3 separate regions of the Homo sapiens genome follow, and regions 2 and 3 are each linked to region 1. A link is a loop called in an ENCODE intact Hi-C map of the cell type or tissue named here. Cell type or tissue: heart left ventricle. All regions are shown on one strand. Links, peaks and the distances in the headings refer to the core of each region. The heading gives the core; the rest is flanking DNA.

The links. Hi-C counts contacts between places; a loop is a spot of excess contacts. Peaks named below come from ENCODE experiments on the same cell type or tissue, not always from the same donor. Only the 100,000 strongest peaks of a DNase experiment are listed, where the experiment ranks them.
Region 2: it touches region 1 in a loop (13-fold over the local background); 28 of 110 quality-filtered maps call a loop at or near these places.
Region 3: it touches region 1 in a loop (4-fold over the local background); 13 of 110 quality-filtered maps call a loop at or near these places.

The regions. Positions count from the first base shown.
Region 1 is chr11:114,771,070-114,779,214 of GRCh38, reverse strand. It overlaps LOC105369506 (a long non-coding RNA gene), which reads left to right. Exons shown (of 3, transcript XR_948042.3): 3 at 1-2,244. It also overlaps a transcript of NXPE2 not described here. Among named protein-coding and RNA genes, the nearest start is that of NXPE2, 97 kb to the right of the region's middle. In heart left ventricle, for the core only: a CTCF peak has its summit at 4,387; a DNase peak (open chromatin) is centred at 4,414; H3K27ac peaks cover 1,097 bases.
Region 2 is chr11:114,951,300-114,955,299 of GRCh38, reverse strand. No RefSeq gene overlaps it. Among named protein-coding and RNA genes, the nearest start is that of NXPE2, 270 kb to the right of the region's middle. In heart left ventricle, for the core only: a CTCF peak has its summit at 2,059 (motif pointing right); no DNase peak of the experiment used is centred there.
Region 3 is chr11:115,322,761-115,326,760 of GRCh38, reverse strand. All of the region lies in intron 1 of CADM1 (cell adhesion molecule 1), which reads left to right. Among named protein-coding and RNA genes, the nearest start is that of CADM1-AS1, 72 kb to the left of the region's middle. In heart left ventricle, for the core only: a CTCF peak has its summit at 2,001 (motif pointing left); no DNase peak of the experiment used is centred there; H3K4me3 peaks cover 352 bases.

The DNA.
Region 1 (8,145 bases), core at 2,112-6,111:
GAGACACTACAGAGCTCTGGCGAAGGAAGAAAAGTTTCTTATATCCACAGAGCCACACTTCAAAGTGTCCTGTGAAAAGGTTCCACTTTAATTAGGGGGAGGAAATTGCCATGTAACTTAATTAATATCAAAAACATTTTTTCCTTCAATACAAGAAAGAAAGATGGCTACAGAGAGAGGGGGAAAGGAACTGACAGTGAGTGTGGACAGGCCTGCTCGTGGCCAGCATAATGATAAACTTTGTTTCTAATTACTCCAAATATGTCCTAGGTTCAATTAAGAACTTTAAAGCCACAACGGGTTCTTTGTCACAATGGAGGTCTTCCTCCTCCATCCCTGATGCACTAGCCTTTATACACAATAAAGTGAAGGCCTGAGATGGTTATAGTTCAGGAGGGAACACAGAAACCCTGTTTTATTTCAATTATCTAGGAAGCATTTGCAGGAAGTGGTTTGGGAGAGTGGGATCATCAGCTCCAAGTGCCTTTGATGGACATGCTCCTTCCTCCAGGGACCCCGACCCTGTCAAGTCACCTTCCTCCCTCCCAGCTGCTCTGGGGGAGACTCCTGGGCATTTGCCTGGTTTCCCTTGTCTCTTCACAGTCAAGCCACCAGATCTCTCCTACCTCCAAATTATCTCTCAAATCTGTCCTCTTCTCTACTGCCACCATACAGAGTCACTTCTCATCTCCCCCAAAGGATTTACAAATAAGCTCCTCACTGGTCTTTTCATTTTCCTTCTTGCCCACTGGAGCCTAGTCTTCAGCCAACAGCCAAAATGACCTTTTACAAGACATAACATCATGCCATTCCTCTGCTCAAAAACCTCTGATGCTGTCTCGTCATTCTTGGGAAGAAAACTTAAAGATTCCTTAGCAAGGACTACCAAGACCCTGCATGATTTTGACCCTGTCTAACTCTCTCATCCTTGTTCTTGACCACTAGCCAGAGAGTCAAGGTCTTTGTCATCGTGTTCCTTCTGTTTGGGACACTCTTCTAGACCTGCTTCACCCACTAGATCTCAGCTGAAATCACTCCTATTTAACTTTTTTGAGTCCTGACTTAAACATTGTTTACTCTGGGAAGGATTATGAGACACCATTTCCCCTGCCTCCATCTAAGTTAAATCCTCATATTACATACTCCCATAGAATACTACACTTCTTTGAAACACACATCAGAATTGTAATCAGTTAACTGTGTGGCCAAATACTGGTTTGATATTTTTCTTTGCCCCTGGACTGTAAGCCAGGTAAAAGCAGAGACCATGTCTGTTTTGTCACAGTTATTTGCTCAGTTGCTCACTCAGAATCACGGCAAACAGTGTTCTAATCTCCACTGGATCATTTCAATCACATAGCAAGCCAATGAGGTGCACCATCTTATTAAACCCATTTCACAGATATAGAATTTGAAGCACAGAGGTCAGATACTCTCAAAGCCACACAGGTAGCAGATGGCAGTCTTGCTCCTGAGTCCTGCTTTTCATCACTGTACTATGCTCACACGGGAAGAACCACAATACACAGTTGTTGAAGAAGGAAGGAAGGAAGCCAGGAAAATGGATCTCGAATAGTTGGAGGAAAACTGATCAGAAAATACTAGGCATGACTCTATGGACCCAGCCCTCCAACTCATGGAAATGCCTCATCCTGCCCAATACAATCTGTCTTCAACACTCCCAGGAAAGACTCCAGCTTCATGACTCTTACTAGGAAAGAGCACAACCTGAGAATGTGCCCTGAGAATGTTAAGATGTAGGTTAAGCTCAGCAGTTTTTATCTCCTCATTCTTTGCTCCCAACCAGGCTTCTAGTTCACCCCATTTCCTTAAACATGAGAATATACAATAAATGCATAGAGTAGGGCTACAGTCCCCAAATCATGTAACAAGGTATCCTGGGTCACCATAGTGAACTCACATTCCTGTAGTATATGTTAATTTTTGAAGAGAGACACAAAGCTACTCAACTTCCACTAAACATTGAGCAAATTACTAACTCAAAGTAGTTTACAGTTTCAACATTAGATCTCACGATTTCCTGTCTGTTAGGTCATATCTTTTTGAAGGTGTGTTTTCTGTGGTTGCTGCGATAAGAAGCAAGTCCTTCATAAAAATCATTGTGAAACAAAGTGTTGGTGTCCAACATTTGAGAAGTTGTGCAGTGCCCAACAGGTGCACACAGCCCATTCGTACATAATTATTGTTTAGGAATAAAATAAAAATGTTTTTTCTTTCAGTTCATAATGTTTTCAAATGGCTATTAAGTTATTGGGACATTAATACTTATAAAGTTGTTTGACCCTAGCTATTTGAAAAAATGCAGCTGTTAGTTCTTTTGTCATGAGGGTACCATGAAAAACTACTGATAGACTAACAATGCTCTGAACCAAACAAGTGTGGGAATCTCTGGGGTAGGGTGTCAGAGGTATGCATAATCGGGGCAGACATACTAATATGATAGATATATTAGATAGACTCCCACTTAAACAGGATCACCTTGATAGGATGTAATTTTCCCCTAAGGTGATGTCATCTTGACAGATTACTTTACAATGAGTTAAGGAAAAAGGGAACACCCAGGCCCACCCAGTGCCAAACCCCACTGGGCTCCCAGCACGAAGGCTTCTCCCAGATGTGCGCACACATCCAACTGCAGACAGCCTGTCGCAGCCCAGCCCCGAGCCTTGAAGGACAGGCTTGTAATTGACAGTATCTCCGCTGCCCTCGGAGAGCACTGCCTCGAGCCAGAGGTCTCTCCACAACAGCAAAGAAAAGCTTCTTAACTTCCTGCGCTTCACGCAAGGCAAGGCCGTCTGTTATCAGCCGCAGATGGGAGCCTCAGCAGCCTCCCACTCTGGAGAGCTCGGTGGAAACAGGCTTGGCAGGTGGACAAAACGGACAAGATGACAAGTGCTGTTAAATAGCAACCCGCAGGTTGTTGTAACACATGCCTGGGACCTTGCTCCTCGTGGGCTCTCCTGTGCCCGGACACGGGGGCCGCTGGATCAGAGGATGCAGCACTCCCCATAATCCCTGAGGCTGCTGTGCAGCCACCCTCATCCTCCCCAGGCCTCTGCAGACACAGGAGCACTTCTGGCCCTCCCAAGCTGTCTCCTAGCAGATCCTCCCTTTTAATGCCCAGGTCCTCCCATGGAGAGAGATAAAGACCCACAGGAGAGGTGTTTGGGTCATAGCAGCTGATGCCTTGTGAGTGGCACTGTGCCATCCTTGCAGTAATGAATTGCATTCTCACTGTGGCCAGACTGGATTAGTTCCCACAGGAACAGATTCATTCCCCTGAGAGTGGCTGGGTTTTTTTGTTTTTTTTTTTCGTTTTTTTGTTTTTTCTTTTCTTCCAGAAGGCTGCTGGAGTTTTACCTCTTAGCAAGTATCTACCACCCTTTGACCTTCTTTGCCATGTTATGAGGCAGTGCAAAAGCCCTGGCCAGAAGTCAGGGCCATGACCTTGAACTTCCCAGCCTTCAGAGCCCTCTATTAAATAAGCCTTTTATCTGTATAAATTAAAGAGGGGAAAACCCCCACAGGAAGGGAGGCTTTCAGTTTGTTTCAGATGCTTGCGTTCACTCACTCATTCCCACGTGGGGGACACCTACATGCCAGGCGCTATTCACCTTTCTCATATCCTTTTTCTCAAGAACTCAGTGGAATGTGCTCCCTGTGCCCTGTGCACCCTGAAAGGTAATAAATGGAATGAGATGAGTGGTCAGGAGCCCTTTGGAGATGCAAGATCCTCCCTCCTACCACTCAACAGGCTGATGAGTTGAGGTTTCTAATTTCTAGAAAAGGTGTTGTCCTCTTGCCCCCCCTAACAACTGCTTTCTCCAGTCCAGGAGAGCTTAACAAAAGCTATTCAGGGCCTTATTCTCTCCTCGTCCCACCTTGAAGGCCCTGGGGTCTGTCTAGCAGAGGGAGGCAAACCCTGGCCAGCCTCTCACCCTGTGCTGCCTAAAAGCGTACGGCCTAGATCTGCCTCCTGCCTGAAGGCGGACCTGGAGGAAGGAAGACAGCGACAAGAGGTGCAGGTAGCTTCCCACTTAGGTGCACCCAGCGTCCCCTATTTGGGAGGCTTGCAGCTTGGCAGTCCCCCAGAGCGGACCCACTGCCAGAAGTATGTCGCCAGCTTCTTTCATCCAAGCCAGAGATGTCTGTCATATCGTCATCCCCCCAGCTGTAGGACTTACTATAATTTCATACAGTTCTGTAGACAGATATTGAAAAGGCATCTGGAAAAATTGATAGCATATCAAGGCAAAGATTTCAGAAAAGCCATTTTTTAAATGTCCAGCCATAGGTACCAGCGCACAGTCCTCATAGACACAGTCAAGGTCCCTGAAGGCCTGTTTCCTGATGTTAGAGCGCCCCCTTTGGAGATGATGCTCCTACTGCAACTGGCAGCGCAGGCTTCTCTCCACGCCTTGCAGGAGCTCGGGCTTGAGTCAAGAAGGGAAAAAGCAAGAGATGGGGAAGGAAAAAGGGAAAGGGCGAAAGGGGGAAGGAGAAATGAGGCTGACCTCCAGGGAGCACCTTTCAGTGGGACAAGGACCACGCCACAACACTCGGCATGCGCAGTCTCATTACGTCCTCATACACAAAATGAGCCTCCAGCCAGTTTATTAATGAAGCCATGGAGAATGTAAGGAGCCCTCCTCCGAAGGACACACAAGGAGTGGCTGCCAGGGTTACCGTCCCGGCGGATAACCAAATACGCTGTATGCAGTTTGGTTCAGGAAAATCATGACTAGCAGCCGCCTCCTTCACATCTTGCTTCACAACGGCCTTTTTCAGATTCTCCACTGAAATCACAATGAAAAGAAACAACTGTGTCCGAAGGACTAAACAAGAAGTTTTGCAGGACTTTAGATGGAAATGGAGAGTACACCTGGAGTAACAATAGTCAAGGGCAGGTTTTACAAATGTTCTTTTTCTCTGCATTTCCATGTTGTGCCTTCTCTCTGCCCTTAGTGATAGTGAACAGGTGGCAGCTGCCACAGCGTGCAAACAGCCCCAGACTGAAACTCAGAAACATGGAACATGCTCTGGTACAATAGTGCTGGGGCTTCTGCAGGGTTTGGTCAGTAAGGAGAGAAACTGCTGAGCTTCACGTTTTGATCAGTTTCCGGGAAGCAGTTTCAAGAGCAGTAGAGGCATTACCTGCCTCACTTTGGTAGGCCAACTGAGGGCCGTAGAGAGAGAGATGGGTGAGGAAATTAGCTCTCATGATTATGGAGGCTGAGAAGTCATGCGATCTGCCGTCTTAAGCTGGAGACCCAGGAAAGTTGATGATGTAGTCCAGACGAAACCCAAAGGCCTGAGAATCAGGAGAGTGAATGGTGTAAGTTTCAGTCTGAGGATAGGAGCAGACAAGAGATGTCTAAACTCAGTCAGGCAGAGAGAAGAAATTCTCCCTTCTTCCACCTTTTGTTCTACTTAGGCCCTCAACAGATAGGATAATCCTCACCCCCACTGGGGAAGGCAATCTACTTTACTCAGTCCCGATTCAAATGCTAATCTTATCTGTAAACAATCCCACAGACACACCCAGAAATAATGTTTAGTCAAATGTCTGGGTACCCTGTGTCCTAGTCAAGCTGACACATAAAATTAACCATCATACCAGTGGATGACATGAAGAGGAACAAAGAACTAGTCCAAAGTGCAGAGAGAAATCCAGGGTCCTGGGGTGAGAAGCCAAGCCCAGAAGTGGGGGGCAAGTATTGCAGACAGGAACACAAGAAAAGAAAGAAGGTCATTCTTTAGAAGGATCTTGAATGCAAACTTTGTTGAGTCAAGGGCAAAGGGGCGGGGGGTTCTTATCTGGAAGCATCTTAAAGACACAGCTGTTTGAGTTGGTCTGGAGATGGAGAGACCCAGAGGAAGAGCTATGAGTGCCCAGAATGGGGTGGGGGGGGGGTGGGAGTGGGTTGTGTAGGGCATGGGCTTGCCCCTGACTGAACCCAAGGCTCTGTCTTGGAGTCCATTGAAGGAGCCTAGGATGAGAACAGAGGAAGTTGTACACTAAAGAATCCTCTTTGGTAGGAGCATGCTTCCCTGTGGGCCTGTGTTTGAGTGGAAGCCTGGCTCCCCTTAAGGAACAGACATCAGGGTTAGTGCACTGAGATCATCTCACCTGTTCCTCTGCCTTCATACCCCAGTGCCTTCAAATCCTCTCAACCACACAAGGATGTATTCTACTTTGAGTAGTAGAGAAGGCTGAAAAGAATATTTTCATGCATGCCCTCCAAAAATAAGATCCTGGAATGCCAGGAGAAAAGGGATGAAAACAAGGTCTGGTTCAATAATGCTCTGATGAAGAGAGACAGACTATGCTGAGACGATTTCCAGGGGATGAGCCTGAAGCCTGCCTCTGTCCTCAGAGTGCTGAACCCCGCTTTCTGTCTGATGACTGTCTCCATGAGCCAAGCACATCAGTGGGGCAGGGTAGAAAAGATGGGCCTGTTTTCAGAGGGACAAAACGTAGGGGTACTTCTTCCAAAGGACCTTGCTGGGGAGTCAGATGTGGTGTTGGTGTCCATGGCGTTTCCCTCTTCTCTGCTTGATTCAGTGAGCTGGGTTGGCCTGAATAGTGTCCTAATAAAGCTGAGGTCACTATTTGAGTCCTACATGGGCAAATTAACCCTTCAAAGAAGCTAGCACTGTTCCAAAACCCTAGACACCCAGAACATCACATATTACATGTAAGATATTGAATATTAAGCAGTATTATTGAAAACGTTGCCTATCACCCAATGTCTCCTAAATGAAGTGCCACATGGGAAGTTATTCTCAGGATTTAGAATCAGAACTTTTTTTTTTAATCCCCTAAGAATAGGGGATAGTTTCCTTTTTTGCTTTAGCTACTAGGAAGCTCCAATCAGAGTCTGTACTAATTACCACGAATGTGTTAATTAATCTTTTGGATTAATATATTGGTTAACTCCCTTTTTCTCCATTCCCAACTTCCCTTTTTGTTTTCTACTTAGTTATCTTATCTTAGATATCCTTTGTTTAAGCTGTTCACGCTATCTTTGGAAAGAGAAATATTTCTACAAGGGACAAGAGACTACTTAATGGACATTTACGACCACAGCTGGAAAAGCCACACAAAGCGTCCGTTTTCATGGCAGGAGCCCACATTACATCAACACTGTCTTCGAAGATAAAGGACAGTCTTCTGTGTTTCTGTCTCTTCCCCTGCTACCACCCTCACAAGGACCAAGTGTCAAGGGAATTCTTTAATCTCCTCTACTTTAATTGGTGAGAGAAAGTGGTGCCACTCATCAGTGCTTTAATTTGGAGGGATTTAATTAGATCTAATGACCAGATAAATGGAGAACTCTGAATAAGGACCTTTGGGGACTGAATGGTGTGAAGAGGATTATGTTGTTATATTTCCCTGCATTCGTTGCCATGGCTAAGGCCACAATGGAAAGAGAAGCAGAGCGCTAACAAGAGTCAGAAATGGATGCCATTGAGAGGGAGATAGGAGAGGACAGAGGGTCATCCTTGGGGCCATAGTGGAGAAGGCACTCAGAGCAAAGGGTGAGGTACACGCAAAGGATGCAGTGAGAGTGAGCACTCACGAGGACTGAGTGAATTGGGTCCACTGCCCAAGTATCCTTCCCTTTAGCTGATCCTCCCTCCCAGTTGACCTGTGTCCAAACCATTCTGTCTCCCTGTGACCCTGGCATCTTTCTCACCTTTAAGGAAGGCCACAGGCCTGGTCCAAGAATGAGTAGAACTATTCACTTGTCAGGCTTCCCCTGAGCTGATGCTGAAAACAACCTGTCCCCCTTGACAAGTCGCCTTTATCTAGTATGAGCAGGATCACTTTGAATATCCTTGTGCTGTCACTTAGGACCTGGAGTGTCAGACATTTGTCTCCCCTCAAAGATCATCTGTCAGAGTTACTACGGTATTCTGGTTCCAAGAGCCCTGAGGGAAAGTTTCTGGGAGTGGAGAGGGAGAGGGGATACAGGGAATGAAGTCAGTCTGCAAATACTCCACATTTGACCCATTCCCAAAGGTGGGTAGGTGAATTCTTCCTGGAGAAAAGTCAGTCAGTGCTGCAAGTCTTGATAGGAAAGGAGAACATTTATTGAGTATCCACCATATGTCCTGCAT
Region 2 (4,000 bases), core at 1-4,000, 180 kb before region 1:
CTACCATACTGATCTCCTTATTATGATTATTCTGAACTTTATATTGTCTCCCATGACACAAAAATATAAATTTTCTCCTTGGTCCCTGCCATGGTCCGAATATGTCCCCCAAAATTCATATGTTGACATGTAATCGCCAATGAGATAGTATTAAGAGGTGGCATCATTAAGAATGGAGCCCTTAGGGTAGGATTAGGGCCCTTATTAAAAGGCTTGAGGGAGGCCAGGCATGGTGGCTCATGCCTGTAATCCCAGCACTTTGGGAAGCTGAGGCGGGCAGATCACCTGAGGTCAGGAGTTCAAGACCAGCCTGGCCAACATGGGGAAATCCTGTCTCTAATAAAATATCTCACACGACTATAATTTCAGCTACTTGGGAAGCTGAGGCAGGAGAATTGCTTGAACCCAGGCAGTGGAGATTGCAGTGAGCCAAGATTGCACCACTGCACTCCAGCCTGGGTGACAGAGTGAGACTCCATCTCAAAAAAGAAAAAAAGGCTTGAAGGAGTGAGTTTATTCCTTTCCATTCTCTTCCACCATGTAAGGACACAGAGTTTGTTTCTTCTCAAAAGGATGCAGCAACAAGGCACCATCTTGGAAGTGGAGAGCAGCCCTTGCCAGACACCAAACCTTCCAGGGCCTTTATCTTGGACTTCCCAGCTGCCAGAACTCTGAGAAATAAATTTCTGTTCTTTATAAATTACCCAATATTCTGTTACAACAGCACAAATGGACTAAGACAGTCCCCCAGCTTATACACACCATACCCATTCAAGGGACTGCCAGTGATGGAGGGGGACGCTTTCCTCACCAGTTCAAGAAACATGGTGAGAAGAACACTGCTCCAACCTCCACACCTTTCTTGCCTCCAACACTCTTTCCCAGCCCATTCACCTCATGCTCTCTGATATGGTAGCACCTATGGATGGGTCAACACATAAACTGCTTTAGGGGCCAGGGGCTGAGCACCTCTCTCCAGAAGCCAAGAGCACTAAGCCTTTTAGCCCAAGTAGTCTGAGGCTGCTTTGCAAGCAGGATGTTTTTGAAATGGATTTGACTAGTGCTCTGAGCCTGGGAGACTGGAGAGGCTGAACTCCATTTGTCAGGGCACCATTTCTTTGTGTGTGTTGAATGTCATTAGCAGCCATGAAGGAGCACATGGTTTGGGAGGCTGGTGCACCAGTGAAATGGCAGCAGGCCCTGTCCATGGCTGAGGGGGTCAGTAGTATAGGGGCCTCCAGTAGAGACTCCACAGCTATCCTATATTAGCAATTCAGAAGGGACTGGCAGTAACTTTGAATTTTCCCCTGACAGCCAGCTCCTGGGAGCTATGAGTTAAGCAGAGGCACCTGCCAACTGTAACATTACTGCATTCCCTGAACAATGCACGGTGGCGGCAGCAGCCTGGATGGGGAGGCCAAGCCCTTTCTTTCTGAAAGGAATGGCATAACACAATGATTGCAATGCATCTCAGCTGCTTGCATGGCATTGCATATACCTGATTCATAGAAACGTAGAGCTGGGTGAAGACTTAGACATCATGCAGTTCAGCCTCTTCATTCTATGCATGCAGATATTGCTGAGTTGATGAAAGTTACAAAACGGCCAAGTTAGGACCTGAACCCGGATTTCCTAGCCTTAACTCTGTTCTCTCCCAATATTTTCCCATGTTGGTGGGGGAGGAGAGGGTGGGTAATGAGATAAATTAATTGGAACAGACAAACAAAAGAGTAACAGAATCACAGTGCATCTAATATCTAGCAGTCATTTAATAAATTTTTTTCTAAATTGGTATGCCTTCTGATTTTGCCAAGTTTTTTAAAAGAGGATTCCTAGTTGTTTATTGTATTTATCACTACAATTTACTTGTAGTAAAATGTATTTTTCTTCCTTGCCTTAGCATATATGAATTTCTATTGCAGCCAGTGAGATTCAAGAAAATCACATCTGGATGCTGGGACTCCATATCAATAGTAGCAAAGGATGGATTGACACTGGCTGGGGCTGAGTTTGGTGCAACCAGTCTGGAAGCAAGGAGAGGAATAAGGTGACAGCCACTAGAGGTCTCTTTAAGTCCTAGGATGAGATCATTTCAAGCATCTGCAGACACCCACCCAGAGTTTGTTTAGGTGGAGAAGTTTAAAAGCAGTAGGCTACCAGAATTGATAGGTCTTGGGGAAAAGCAGAAGTATTAAGAAAGCCCTTGATATTTGAGTAGAAACACCCTACAATGAATGGACGAAAGAGTGAATGTTGTCAGATTTGGGTAAGGGTGTGCGTGTGTATGTGTGTGTATGTGCATGCTCACACACATAAAAGAGGCTATATAACAGTGGCAGGGTGGTAAAGAAGGTGGCCTTTCCTCCTTACTGTCTCCTTCCCATCCCCACCAACCTCCTTCCAATTTCAATCCTTTCTAGAAGGAATTCAGGGACCTCTTTCAGCTGAGTTCTGCCTCCTGAGCTTAGAAGTAGGCTCTATGGTAATGACATTCAATTTTTAAACACAAATTCGCCAGAACTTTTACATACAAAAGGATGTATCCCTGCTTCCCATAGTTATCTTGAGAAACTCTGTCTACCCTCCATGCAGTAAAGAGGGCTGCCTTTGCTCATGTCATCCTTGGAACTCTTCACTGTGTGTAAATCTTTCTTGTGGCTTTGGGACTCAGTCAAAAGGTTGTGCACAACCAAGTCTTTGTTCAAGGAGGGAGATCAGCCAATGTGGCTCTATGGTAATGAGAATGGCACTCTTCTAACCTTTACCAACTTGTCTTTGTCATCGGTGATGGAAATGTTTAACTATACCTTCCCCAGCTGTACAATTTACAACCATTGTTTAAACAACAACAACAACAACAACAACAACAACACAGTAATATAACCCTTGCAATGCTAACTCTTGGGTAGAGTAGACTGTCACTCCCTCCTCCCCATTATCTTCAATCTGTTAACATGGAAAGAGCACCAAGGGTTATTAGAAGGCATGGGCTTGAATTCCAGTTCCGTTATTCCAGTTCCGTTACTTACCAGCTGTGCGAACTTGAGCACGTCACTTCACCTCTGAATTTCAGTTTTCAAAACTATAGAAAGTGGATTAAATGTTTACCTTCAAAACTTGTGGTGAGGATTAAGTGAACTAATGTGAGAAAGTATCTGGTGCAGGGTAGATGTTTAATGAATGTTTTATATTATTTTAAGTGTGGTAGCAGCCAGAGGTGGGAGAAGTTTGTCTCTTTCTATCCTGGCCTTCCAACCTTCCTTGATATTCATTGCCATGCCTTGTGATATCTCCCGGCATATCACATTCTTTCTCTTTCACCTAGAAGCTATTGGGAGGTGGTGGAGGAAGAGTGCAAGTAATGAAAGGGAATGAATAAGTAGAGTCAGGCATGGCTCCACACCCAGCTTAGGAATGACATGGACCTCAGACCACAAATCCCATTGAGGTGAAAATACCCTTCCCACCATCAGGCTCTATAAGGCTGTGTCTTATCCAGAAAATTGTTTCTCTTTAGGAAAGAAGGGAGTCTCTGGGAGAAGGCATGCTGGACAGGGCCTGAGGTCCCTTCTCTGTGCTCCATGCTAAGTGCCGGGGGTTCAGTGGTGATGAAAACCCAGTCCCTGCCCTTGGGGGATTTACTGTGTCCTATTCTCTGGAAATTATTGTTGAAGAAAAAATAGGTACAATAGGAGCCTCTAAGATGGTTTTCAATAATCCTTGCTCCCAGATACTCACACACTTGTGCAAGTGCCTCCCCTTGACTTCAGGCTGGGCCTACTGACTTCTTTCTAACAAGAGTATGACAAAAGTGATGGGATGTCACCTCTGAGATTAGGTTACCAATAGATGGTGACTCTGAGGAAAGACAGCTGGTCTGTTTTGAACTGCTCCATGGAAGAGCCCATGTAGTAAGGAATCTAGCTAGGGAGGACTCCTACCAACAGCCAGCAAAACACTGAGGTCCTCAGTTCAACAGCCCACAATGAACTGACTCTTG
Region 3 (4,000 bases), core at 1-4,000, 550 kb before region 1:
AAGCTCTAATATGTTAGCAGGCAGAAGCATGCTTTTAATATTCATCATCTTTAAGTGCTACCAACTGACATTTAGTACTAAATGTGCAGATATGGGTGCTGAGCAAAACAGAGCTAGGAAGAGGACTTGCTAATTTGTATTCTAGATGGAAATCTTAAATTAGTTTCTGAGATTTTTAAATGGATTTTTAAATGCTGGGCACATAGGAAATTGAGTTCATATTAATATTTATAAGGTTTGAGAAGATATTTAGTGAAATATTTGTATAATTTAATTTTGGTCATAATCAAGTAGTAAACCATAACAAGAAGGACATTGTACTTTAGTCTGGTGGCTGTTTTGTGACTTAGGAATATCCTTCTGGAAAAGCCCTGAATGACACACATACACATACATACATGCTTCAAAAGTTCTTCTTTATTAGAACCCAGAAACCAGAGGTTATTTATATATAAATACCTTGGGTTGGATTGTTTTGTGTTAATTTTAAGTTAATTAATTTAGAAATCAGTGTTGATAATGATTTCTTTAAAAGCATTTATTGACAGTTCTGCAGAACTCTATAATCTAGCTGCTTTTATATTCTTTATTATACAGAACAGCTCCGTTGGTTCATAGAATACCTGCTTCCTGTAGTTTTGCTTAGGGCTAATTGAGTTTAATGTAGTTTTGTGTGCAGAAGGTATTGACTTGTGCATAGTATTTAATTTGTGTAAATATGTGTGTATGTAATGTTTTGCCCCTCTGAGTTTTATTTTAAATGTAACCCTTGAAACTGGGATAATAGAAATTCTTAGCCTAGGCCTGCTAGCAATTGCAGGTGCCAACGGTTTAAACTGCTGTAGAAATACAATTATGAGCAGCCAAGAGCAAATCTTGTTTTAAGGTCCATGTGTAATGAATGCCTGTTAGTATCATAGAATACAATTAAAAAGAGGTTTACCTCTCCTAAGCTGTGATTGGTTCTTTCTGATGGAAGTGTAGAGTCCCATGAGTGGACTGTGTATTCAGCTCTTGGTGATTTAGACTCCAGTGAGCCTGGCATTCTGCAGGCTTGGATAAATTCAGGGCAGTTATAGTCAGGCAGAGATGAGAAAAGACTGAAAGATTAATGAGGGAGCTTAAAACAAAGCTTCAAAAATGAGAGCAACACACTGCTTGGTCTTATGTAATTGTGCCGAGTAGAAGTCAGTCTTGGCTGCTGTTGTTTAAAAATTTTAAGAGGTTGGCAGAAAATATTTGTTATAAAAATTGTATCTTGAGAATAATAGTGAAAACCTAGGACATAAGATCTAATTCTTGGTTGCTTGTGTATGCCCTCCAAGACACACCCTTCTCTTCATCCTGCTTTTATTGCAGTTTGACCAAGCACCCTGCTTTCCTGCTGCCCCCCACCACTTCTTTTTGGCAAGGACCCTTATTGATGACTGATGTCCAAGCCCTGGCTGCCTCCAGGAGATGCACGTCTGGGACGTGCTCCTAGAGTTCACGTTGATGCTCTCTCACTACAAGGCCTGAAAGATCGGGAGCATATAGAGGTGTGAGAGCCCTCTGGGGAGATAATCTAAGGGATTGTTGGTGACCTATGGCCATTTCTGGTTGATGGTTTTAAATAGCAGTTGGTTAACATTTCTTCTATAGAACTTAAGGGATGCTAATGGCTTTAAAATGCTATTTTGCCTTTGAAAATCCTCTTAATAGATGCTCTAACGAACCTTCCATTTACGTGATAGGCACGGTTGAGCTCTGCAGTGAAGCTGTTCATACTGTTAATGTGAAGCTGGGCACTTAAAGGGGAAAAAGCAGCTCATAAATAACGTGGCGCAGGTGAATCACTTCTGAAATCTAGAGCTTGCCAATACCAGTGAAGAAGAGCTGCCTTGGAGGAGAAATTGCCAACTCTCAAGCAAATTCTTCAGCGCTTCAATCTAGACACACACCAGCCTTTTAACTTTGCTTTCTGTTTCCTCTTCAAGGAGTTTGTCGCCACCTACAGGAAACAGGAAGCACAATAACCCACTCAGTCTCTGAGTGACACCTGGTTTCTTCCATTGGTCATTCCTCATCGCAGTTTTTATACATTTTATCACTTGTTCATCATATAGTATTTATCAAGCTTTTTTCTTGGCTATGGAATGAGGCTAAGGTCTATGGAAGAAAAGGTTCTATCTGCACTAGCTGTTTGGCAGGAGATTCCTCACCCTTAATTGCTTTTTAAGGTCTCTGTCTGTTTCTGCTGTCATGTTCTTTTCCACGAACACACCAACAAGAGAGAACAGACTTACCGATTGGGGCTCTGTAGTATATAGCATGTAAAAGTACTAGTGCTGACTTACTCACAATTTTGCCTTCTTTTGTTTGTTGGAGAGAGCATGGCACCAAAATCATCATTTTTATTGTTGATGTTGTTGATTTTGTTTTCTTTTGCCTTATTTAGAGAAAAATGTTAGGTAGTTAAAAACCTACATAGCAAAGAAAGTTCAAGATGCATGATGCAGTTCAGAGAAGTCTAAAGGAAGACATGTGATTACTTTTACGGGTACATTAAGGGTGTTGAAGAGATAATTAGAATCAATTATTTTCATTCATTAGCATCTCATAACTATATCACTGAGTTAAGTTGTTCCCCATTGTTTGAAACAAGAGTGAGTTGGCTTGAAAGGAGTTAAGAAGAATGCAGGGTTTTTCTCCTTCATATATGAATGCCTGTGGCTCTTTCTTTTTCCCACAGCATCTTTAACCCAGATCCTCTCCTGAACTCCTTCTGGGTTCTTTGTATGGCTATCTGCTTCTCCTGGAACAGCAACTTAACATATCCTAGACCAAGTCCATTGTGGCCCAAATTAGATTGATCCCACTTTTTTTTTTTTCCTTTTTCGTATCTCTCCTCTTAAAAGAGCAGCAGAAACCACTGCCACATAATGAATCCTCCTTCAGAATATTTACGTTTTGTTTTGTTCTCCTTTTCCTCCTCCCTCTTCCTTTGGGCAAGCGATACTATAATCATCCACTGTCCTAGGAAATAATTCTTAGTTATCTTTCTCAGTTCAACACCTCTCTACTACTAAGTCCAAATAAGTTGCTTTACCTTTGTAACGTTTCGTGAACTTCCTTCATCTGAAACTGAATCTGTGCTTTATTCTTCTTACCATCATTTCATCATCTTGAATTTTCTGTAACTCAACCTCTTCCGCATCATTTAGCTCCAGAAATTCTTACTAGTTGACTTTTAGTAGATTTGGGAAATGGGCTGTTGGCTAGAAAGAGCTATCTAATCAAGTGAAATTTCACCCATCTACTTTCCCTGCACCCCACTTCCATGTTTATGCTGTGGAATTTCAAGACTGGTTTTAGATATTATCTTAGAGTTTTTATTTAAACATCAAAAGTAACTTAGGGTAAGAAAATACATCAGTGGCTTGTTGGGAAATGTCACACAGTGCTGGAAGATTATAGATACAATATTTTATATATTTCTACCGAATAGTTGACTAAAAGTTGCTCAAAATTATAATACATTTATCTAAAGAAGATAAACACATCATCAATAAGCATGAAAAGATGTTCAATGCCATTAGTCACTAGAGAAATGCAAATCAAAACCACAGTGAAGTACCACTTCAGACCCAGTAGGATAGCTAGAATTTAACAAGAAGACAATAACAGGTGTTGACAAGGATATGGAGAAACTGGAGCTCTTATATGTTGCTAGTGGTAATGTAAAATGGTGCAGCCAATTTGGAAACAGCTTGACAGTTCCTCAAAGTGTCAAGCATAGAGTTACCAATATGACACAACAGTTACACTCCTAGTTATATACCCAGGAGAATTAAAACGTGTCTGTGCAAAACATGTACATGAATATTATATTATTATTTATAATGTAATGCATTATATTATTAAGCAGGGATGATTCATAATCAAAAAAATGGAAACAATATCCAATATCCATTTATTGATGAACAAACAATATGTGGTATAGCCAAATAACAGAATATTA